2 separate regions of the Homo sapiens genome follow, and region 1 is linked to region 2. Evidence: chromatin contacts called from ENCODE Hi-C or POLR2A ChIA-PET data. All regions are on one chromosome and are shown on one strand. Each heading gives the region's core, a stretch centred on a gene start or an enhancer-like site at or near the end of the contact. The rest is flanking DNA. Distances are from core to core; before and after follow the strand shown. Region 1 has its middle 120 kb from the start of NCOR2. Region 2 has its middle 73 kb from the start of NCOR2.

Region 1 (4,815 bases), core at 2,139-4,638, 42 kb before region 2:
CCCCAGGAAGATGCAGGAGTGTTTTGGCTCATTTAAGCTGGATAAGACCCAAATCCTGGAGGCTGTTCTGCAGATTTTGACACTCGGAACAATATTCTGGTTTTCACTGGGTGAGTCACTCTTGGGAGACAGAGCCGTGTTGTTAGCAGTTTCATTTTGACTTTGTGAAAACTCATGCCCTCCTTACTCCCTTTATGCCAGCCCCCAAAAAGCATCCACTGCCTGAAGTGGAGAGAGGTCTGGCTTCTCTTCGTCTGCTCGGGGGAGACTCTGAGTAGGACTTGCTTTGGAGACTGGAGCAAACTGTGGTGTGCAGAGGGTTGCTTTGTGAATTACCTGGCACCGTTGTTCAGGGAATGAGCCACAGTGCTTTGAAGGTTGGATACTCTGGAGTTCTTGGATATGCAGATGGCCAACAAAAGAAGTGCTTTATCTTCATGGCCTCGTTGGAGCTGGGAACATTCTGGACCTCAGTGCTGGAGCCTGCTTTCACTTCCTCTACTACCACAGTCTCAGACTTGGCCTGACAGGGCACTTCAGACCTTCTCCTGACCAACCAGTCCAGGTCCGACTGGTTTTCCCAAAAGTGCTCACTGCATCGCATAGAGACTGTAGTGCACATTAAAATGAATTACGTCCGGAGAATACAAGATGATCAGATATGAACCGTTTTGACTCCAACAATTATAATGGCTCTGTGCTGTGTGTCAGGGGCTATGAAACAGGCGTTAAAAAGAATGAGGTGACTGGCTGGGCACGGTGGATCACGCCTGTAATCCCAGCACTGTGGAAGGCTAGGGCGGATCACTTGAGGTCAAAAGTTCGAGACCAGCCTGGCCAACATGGGGAAACCCTGTCTCTACCAAAAATACAAAAATTAGCCAGGCATGGTGGCGTGTGCCTGTAGTCCCAGCTACTCAGGAGGCTGAGGCAGGAGAATCACTTGAACCTGGGAGACAGAGGTTGCAGTGAGCTGAGATCCTGTCATTGCACTCCAGCCTAGGTGACAGAGCAAGACTCCATCTCAAAAAAAAAAAAAATGAGGTGACTTATGTGTGTCCAGCATGAATTGATGTCTCAGACATGTTAAATGAAAAAAGCAAGTCACAGAACGATACACAGAAAATGGTACAAAATAGAAACAACAACACAAAAATTTAAAAATGAAATCAAGAACTCTTCTACAAAGAGGTGGGATATGGCATAGTAGTCCTGCGACCACTCTGCTCAAAGCCACAGTGGATTGACCTCCCTCCAACATGTGCTGGCTGCTGGCCCTGTCCCTCTCCGAGTCTCAGTTTCCCTGTCTGTGGAATGGGGATGATAAAAGTAAAAGCCTCAGAGGGTTGCTGTGGGCCCCACAAAGTTTGGGAAGTACGGGCGCCCAGCCTCGTTGACTGTGCTTATCATCTGTGCAATGGGGACAGCCTCAGGGGGCAAGGATCTCTCTCCAAAAGACATTTTGGAATTTCTCACAGCCAGTGCATGTGGATTACATGAGTACATTTTTAATAAGGAAAAAAAAAAGAAAGTTAAGGATGCTATTTCTGAAGGGAAAATATGCAGGAAGTTTTTAAGACCCTGACTCCTCACACACCCCCTCAGGGGCCGGCTTGCAGTTTAGAAGTGAGCACACGTGGGTAGCTCAGCTCTGCGGAGGAGGCTGTGGTCAGAGGCAGCTGCCTGGCGGAGGCTGGAAGGGCCCCTGGACATTTATCAAGGCCAGGATGGGGAGACATGCTGCTCCCGACCCCAGAGGCCCCACTCATGTTACCTGGCGGCTTTGAGACAGAAGTTCCTCAGCAAAGCAGGCTCCTTCCTGCCTGGCATTATGAGCAGAGATTAAGCACTCTGTTGACACACAAAGAAACAGCCCCATCTGTAAAATTCCGCAGCAGGGCGAGGCTTGTCAGGCCTTTAATACAGGGGCCTGGAGGCTCCTGAGTGTTTACTAAGAGCTCAGCCTGATGGGGATGGAGGAGAGGACTCTCTCAGTTCAGTAGCATGTTTTTACTGCGCACCTACTGTGTGCCCGGCACCATTCTAGACACTCAGGACGTGGCAGGTAGATAAATAAATGAACATGAGGATTGGAGGCAGTTGTGAGTTCTACGCAGTTGTTAAAATTGTTTGATTTGATAGAAAGTGAGGAGGTGAGGGGGTGGGGCTTACCTCTGAAGAGGTAACATCATCTGTACAGAAATCGAAATCGAGTTAGAGAACCAGCCATGGGCTTGTGTGTGGGGAGGAGCCTTCCAGCAGAGGGCACAGCAGGTGCAAATGCCCTGGGGCCGTAGTGGGCTTGGCATGGAGCTGGAAACTAGAGGTTTAGGAGGAAAACGGTGGGAACAAGGTTGGTAAGGAGGGTGGGCTAGATCACGCTGGGCCTTGTCAGTCGCTGTAGGGAATCTGGATTTCCGGCATTTACTTCCTCGTACACCGAGCACGTGAGTTTTAAGCACCAGTTATGTGCAAAGCAAGGAAGTTTGCTCAGGGTGCACTTGCTGGGCATTTATTAATTTCACTGAGAAGACGGTGCTTCTGTTCATGCGGCCAGTGCAGGAGCTGGGCCCACCTGTCACTTGGCCACAGCTGGGGAGCACAGGCCCGGAGCAGGGTTTGGAGATGAGAAGTGGGCTGAGCCCCAGTGCTGGGCTCAGGGTACCGAATGTTAGAAGGCAAGCCCTCTCAGGGTGCCAGTGCAGAGGGGCACCTGGGATGCCTGACATGCCTCACCCAGTGCCAGACCTGCTGAGGGCACTCACGGTTCAACCCGGGAGGCCCAGGAGCAGCTCAGGCCTGGTGGGAGATGAGGGGTAGAGATGACCTCCCTGAGCCAGCCTGAGGCCAGCTATGTTCATGAAGCTTCCAGCGTGCTGTTTCCCAGGAGGGCAGCTCTGGGAGCCTGAGAAGGCAGGGAAGCTGGAGCTGCCCCTCCCCCAGCCCTGTCCTTCCCAAAAGCACAAGCACGTATGTCGCAGTTCACCCATGTGTGGTGTGTGTTGGGACTACTCACAGGTCACAGGTGGGGTTGTGTTTCCCGAAAACACATGTCCGGGTCCTAACCCCTGGCAGCTGTGGATGTGACTTTATTTGGAAATAGGATCTTTGCAGATGTGATCAAGCTGAGATGAGGTCATCAGGGTGGACTCGCGTCCAAGATGACTGAAGCCCTCACAGGAAAAGGGGAGATACGCACAAACAACGTGGAGGCAGAGGAAAGGCTGGAGTGACCGATCTGCAAAGCCAGGAAGGCCAAGGGTCGCAAGAGCCACCAGGAGCTGGAAGAGGCAGGGAAGAATCCTGCCCCAGGGGCTTTGGAGGGAGCAGGGCCCTGCTGGCACCTGGATTGCAGGCTTCTGGCCTCCAGACCTGTGGTTTTAAGCCACCCGCTTCGTGGTACCTTGTTACAACAGCCTGAGAAGCAAACGCGCTGCATTTAGTGGGTGACGTTCCCTGGGGGTCTGGTTAGGATGCAGGTTCTGATTTCATAGGTCTGGGGTGGGACCCAAGACCTGGCTCCCATGCCCGGCGGATGCTGCTGGCCTGGGGGCTACGCTTTGAGTAGCAAAGCTTTGAAGGACGACTGGCAGCGGCCAGGCCAGCCCCCACCCCCACTTCTATGGGGCTCACAGACTGTCATAGTGTTCATTCATCCCTCAGGGGAAATGACTCAATCCGGGTCAGGGGTAGATCCCGGTTAGTCTAGCCAGGGGTCAGCAAACTCTTTCTCTGTAAAGGGTTGAGTCACTCTTCTAGGCTTCTTGGGCGTCTCTGCGGTAACTCCTCAGTTCTGCTTTTGTCACACAAAAGCAACCACAGACGATATTAAAAAAAAGGGTGTGCAGCTTGGGAGGCTGAGGCAGGAGGATCGCTTGAGCCCAGGAGTTCAAGACCAGCCTTGGTAACATAGCAAGATCCTCATCTCTACAAAAAAATTAAAAATTAGCTGGGCATGGTTGTTTGTGCCTGTAATCCCAGCCACTCAGGACGCTGAGGCAGGAGAATCGCTTGAACATACGAGGCAGAGGTTGCAGTGAGCCAAGATCACGCCACTGCCCTCCAGCCTGGCAAAAGAGCGAGACTCAATCTCAAAAAAAAAAAAAAAAAAAAAAAGGATGTGGCTGGGCACCAATCAATCTTTATTTACAAAAACAAACAGGCTTGGGGCCCGTGAACCACCGTTTGCTGACCCTGGGCTAAGCGTCATGGCCACCCCATCCCCCTTCCTAGATATTCACGTGGCCTAACCCTAGCCACTGTGGCGTGGAGGGGACTGTGCTGGGGGATTTACAGGGAATGCTTACCTGCTCTTACCTATTTATTTATTTTTTTCTAAGATAGGGTCTCCCCAGTAGCTGGGACTACAGGTATGTGGCACCATTCCTGGCTAATTTTTGTATCGCTTTTGGTAGAGAGGGGTTTCGCCATGTTGCCCAGATTGATCTTGAACTTCTGGGTTCAAGCGATCCATCCTTCTTGGCCTCCCAAAGTGCTGGGATTACAGGTCTGAGCCACCATGCCCAGCCTACCTGCTTTTAAAAAAGAGAGAACCAGGCAGGGTGCGGGGGCTCACGCCTGTAATCCCAGCACTTTGGGAGGTTGAGCTGAGCGCATTGCCTGAGGTCAGAAGTTCGAGTCCAGTCTGGGCAACATGGTGAAACCCCCCCCTCTACTAAAAATATAAAAATTAGCTGGGCGTGGTGGTGCACACCTGTAATCCCAGCTACTCAGGAGGCTGAGGCAGGAGAAGGCAGGGAGGCTGAGGAGGTGGAGGTTGCCGTGAGCCGAGATTGAGCCACTGCCCTCCAGCCT
Region 2 (4,466 bases), core at 1,666-4,165:
GGCGTTGAGCAGGTTACTTATCCTCTCTGTGCCTCAGTCTCTTCACCTGTAAAGTGAGCGTGTTGGTCCATTCTGGCTTCGATCACAAAGTATCTTAGGCTGGGTAATTTAGAAATAATAGCAATGTATTCCTCACAGTTCTGGAGGCTGGCGAGGCCAAGTTCCAGGTGCCAGCAGGTTCTGTGTCTGGTGAGGGCCACTCTTTGCTTCATAGATGGCACTTCCTGTGTCCTCACATGGTGGAAGGCAGAAGGGCAAGGAGACTAGGGCTCTCTTTCCATCCTCTTTTTTTTTTTTTTTTTTTTTTTTGAGATGGAATTTAGCTCTTTTTGCCCAGGCTGGAGTGCAGTGGCATGATCTTGGCTCACTGCAAACTCGGCCCCCAAAGGTTCAAATGATTCTCCTGCCTTAGCCTCCCAAGTAGCTGGGCTTATAGGCACCTGCCACCATGCCTGGCCCTTCAACCTCTTTTGTAAGAGCCCTGATCCCATTTGTGAGGGCAGAGCACTGATGATTTAATCATTCCCCCAAAGGCCCCTCTTGATACTACTAATATTAATATCATGTTGGGTGCTAGGCTCCAACATGTGCATTTTTGCTGCACCCCGAACATTCAGACCACAGCAGTGGGTGTGACAACTGTACCGTCCAGAATGAAGGGGGCTGACACAGGTAAGGAGCCTGGTGTACAACAGGCACTCAGGGAGCCTCAACTTGAACTATTATTTTTTATTTTTATTGTTAGAGATAGGGTCTTGCTCTGCCGCCCGGCCTGGAGTGCAGCGGCACGATCTCGGCTCACTGCAGCCTTGCCCTCCTGGGCTCAAGTGAGCCTCCTACCTCAGGCCCCCGAGTAGCTGGGACCACAGGCATGCACCACCATGCCCAGCTGAGCTTGTGTGTTTGTTTGTTTTAGTAGAGACAGGGTTTTGCTATGTTACCCAGGCTGGTCTCAAACTTCTGGCCCCACGCTCTCCTGCCTTGGCCTCCCAAAGTGCTGAGATTACAATTGTGAGCCACCGTGAGCATCCAATGCTAATTATTTATTTTTAAATATTGTTACTCTGCCTGGGATGGGGCATTTGCTTCTCTGTCCTGCTTGCAGAACTGGGAGCTCCTCAAAGGCTGGAACCTCCCTTCTGCCCAACACCCCTACATCTTGGGCACTTTGCACCGTGAAGGTTTGTTGAATGAATTACTGACTGACTTGTGCTGGATCCCAAGTGAAGAGCCTTAAGACCCAAAGGTTGGTAAGATGAGGTTTAACCGAGATGGGCTGGAGCCTCCCTGGGGGGAACAGGCAGTGCTGGGACCCTCCCCTGCACAGCCAGAAGCCAAGACAAGGACTGCAGGCGCTGGCAGTGGGTGTGGTGCTGAGAATGGAGCTGGTGTGGCACATATGCTTAAGAAATTCCTGTTGGCATCTGGCGGGGTGGCGCTGGGTCAGCACTTTGCAGGAAGCCTCTCTCTGGGCAAGGAGGGAGCTAGGGGCTAAGGAGACAGGCACTTAGCCAGAGGCAAGCAAATCAAACACCAGAAGATGTCGCTTCTCTTCTTGGCCTGTTATTTCTAGGGTAACATGGTGGTTCCCCCGTAAGCTTGCTTGTCCAAGCCACTCTCCAATCTTGTCCGCCAGATCTGTGACCCCCAGGGACTGACCCTGATCCCGTTGTCCTCTGGCTCCTGGTTGGGTTTGGCCAATGGGAGGCCCATCAGAAGATTGGAGAGTGGGAGGAGAGAAACCAAGGCCAGGGAGAGAAAGTCACTTTCTCAAAGACAAACTCATTTAGTGGCAGAGCTGAGACATGATCCCCAAACCCCTGACGCAGATTGTGTGTGTGTGTGTGTGTGTGTGTGTGTGTGTGTGTGTGTGTGAAAATATACATGATATAAAATTCTCCATCGTAACCATCTGAAAGTGTACAGCTCAGTGACATTAAGTGCCTCCACCATGTGCTTGGGGACTTCCAGATCATCGAGAGCTAGCTCCAGAACACATTCGTGGCCCCAGAAGGGAAAACCAAACCTGCTAACCCTTGATCTTGGAGTTTTCAGCCTCCAGAACTGTGAGAAAATAAATGTCTATTGTTGAAGCCACACAGCCTGTGGTCTTTTGTGACAGCAGCCCGAGCTGATGAACACACCCACCAGCAGCCACGTGTGTGCGCCATCTTGGAAATGGGTGTCTCTGCCTCAATAAAGCCTTGAGATGACTGCAGCCCCAGCTGATACCCTGATTGTACCCTCGTGAGAGACCCTAGAGCAGAGCCACCCAGCTAAGCTGCTCTCCAATCTCTGACCCACAGAAACTGTGTGAGATCACATATATTTATGGTTGGTTTTAGGATATTTTGTTACGTGGCAGTGGATAACTAATACACCCACCAAGAAGGAGCCGTGCAGTCATTTAGTTCCCAGGCTTGGTTTGACCCAGCCCATGGAGGTGCTGTTTCCCTCTCCCTTCTGGAGCAGATGAAGCTCTGTGCTGTGGAGTGTTGGCTCTGGCTTTCCCAGAGCTCTGACCCATGAGACGTAGGAGGTGGATGGAAGCTAGCACAGTCTCATGTGACCCACTGTCCAGCTGTGGTTGATGTGATGCCATGACCATCTCAGAGGCCCGTCACCTTGTTTGTCCCTTTGCTCTCACTCTTGCCGTCCTAAGCTTGCACCCCATCAGAATAGCATTAGCCAGGAAACCCTGCCTCAGCCTCTGTGCTCCAGGTAACCTGGGCTAAAACAAAGAGCTGCCAATCAAGGAGCTCCACCTTCTCCTGATCAAGAGTTGACCCAAGTGAGGCCAGCAGCCTCTCTTACCCAGATTTTGAATCTGGGAAAATATGAAGAAATAGCAGGGAGACGATTCATGCCACAGGCAGTGCCCAGGCGAGCCGAGTTGAGCTGTTCTGTCATTTTTGTGAGTCATCCTCTTTCCTTCCCCAAACCCCCTTCGTGCTTGAGTTTTGGACTTGGTTTCTGTTGCTTGCAGCCAAAGATCTCTAACTCAGAGAGATACAGATTCTAGCTGTTATTTTTGCTTTTTAATTCAATGACTGATTTATGCTCAGCATATAGTTGATGTTCAACAAACACTTGTCAACTATGAGTGAATAACACACCCAGCATTCCGCAGGAGGCTCCCAGGCAGATGGGCACTTAATCAGGACTACTTTTTTTTTTTCAGGACTATTTTTAAAGTTCTGCAAGGAAAGACACTCTAAAAATTTCCCTTAGCAACTTTTCTAAACGTCTAGCAACACGATGTCATGGGTTTCTTTCTCACACCCGAGCCAGTTTTTACCTATTGCATCTAAAACTCTCTTCTTTCTTTCCTTGTTTTTTGTTTGTTTCATTCTTGTTATTCGTTGAACAAATCTCTGTTGTACACTATCTCTTCACCATATCCCACAGGGAGAACATAAATGATAGATGTCCCTTTGCCCTCGAGGAAAGAGACTGTTGGCTGGAAGTCAAGGGGCCTGAATTTTAGTCCCTTCCTGTTACTGGGCGTCAGTTTCCCCACTTACGAAATGAGGGCTTTGTGCTAGACTGGGCACAGCCAGGAGCTTTAATCCTGTGCCAATTCCTAGATTGCACTAAGGTCTAGGCTGAGGATTCTCAGGCAATGCTCAAGCTCAATGGGAGAGAGAGCTGGGATTGATTTCTGATGTCTGCCTAGGTGTAGGCAGGGAAAGTGCTATGTATTCGCCAACCCTGAGCTTGGCCATCTCAGAGTTCCCTGCAAGTTTCAGCAGTCTCTGACCTGGGGAAACTCAATGGGGGAGACATGGAATATTCACTCACAGACATCAAGTAGGTGGCAGTTGCAGCCAAGATTCACTGAGAGTTCTGAGCAGGGAACAGTAGCTGGGGGCCAAGGATCCTTTCCAGTTGGTAAATGGGTTGGGAGTTGCCTGGCTGGGGAGATGCAGAGATTTTGGCAGACAGATGGGTAGCTTTTCTAGGACGTTGAGAGAAGGCCTGGGGTGAATTGGGGATGTCAACTCAGTTAGTCCTTCTGGGCCTGAGGTGCATTCCAAGGTGTGGGAAGGGGTGTTAGAGGAGGGCGGTCCCAGCTGACCCCCTCCTCCCCTGAGGTCCCAGAGTCTTCTTTGGGTCTCGGACCTGGGCCCCCTTACTTGGAGGAATTAAAGTATCTTACTTTTCCCGGATTCTGAGCTTTGGGGGATTAGATTCGGTATGAGCCTCTGCTGGCATATGGAAAGGGCCTGTTGGCAACAATGATATCACAGCAATATCCACCCTGACCATCATGGGCTGAGCACTCATCACAGGCCCAGCGTGATGACAGCGACCTCCAGGACGCCCCTAGGAGTTGGTGCTGCCCTTGCCTCCTGCAGTCAGATCCCCAGAGGACAGTCAAAGCAACACTTGCCATCATCCATCAGACAATGCGCAGCCTTGCCTTCAATTTCCAGAGGCTCTCGTTGCTTCTAGAAGAAATCTGC

The links. A loop is a pair of places that touch in the nucleus more often than their neighbours do. ChIA-PET counts read pairs that join two places held with the same protein, here RNA polymerase II (POLR2A). Pooled maps may share reads with other maps.
Region 1: a loop to region 2 is called in a map of PC-9, with 8 times the contacts of the local background. The contact joins two enhancer-like sites. A Hi-C loop is called at or near these places in 8 of 168 maps with a recorded cell type or tissue (CD14-positive monocyte, Caco-2, MCF 10A and 5 more) and 15 of 50 pooled maps. POLR2A ChIA-PET finds 5 or more read pairs at or near these places in 3 of 52 experiments (Caco-2, MCF 10A and endothelial cell of umbilical vein).

What each region holds. Positions count from the first base shown.
Region 1 is chr12:124,680,429-124,685,243 of GRCh38, reverse strand. No RefSeq gene overlaps it. Among named protein-coding and RNA genes, the nearest start is that of NCOR2, 120 kb to the right of the region's middle. RefSeq lists enhancers at 1-436, 3,563-3,632, 3,823-3,892. Within about 2 kb of position 3,388, at least 22 of the 41 ENCODE cell types and tissues checked have a DNase peak (open chromatin) inside an H3K27ac peak, as active enhancers do; they include CD14-positive monocyte and PC-9, where a contact is called at or near this core.
Region 2 is chr12:124,638,745-124,643,210 of GRCh38, reverse strand. No RefSeq gene overlaps it. Among named protein-coding and RNA genes, the nearest start is that of NCOR2, 73 kb to the right of the region's middle. Within about 2 kb of position 2,915, at least 3 of the 41 ENCODE cell types and tissues checked have a DNase peak (open chromatin) inside an H3K27ac peak, as active enhancers do; they include CD14-positive monocyte and PC-9, where a contact is called at or near this core.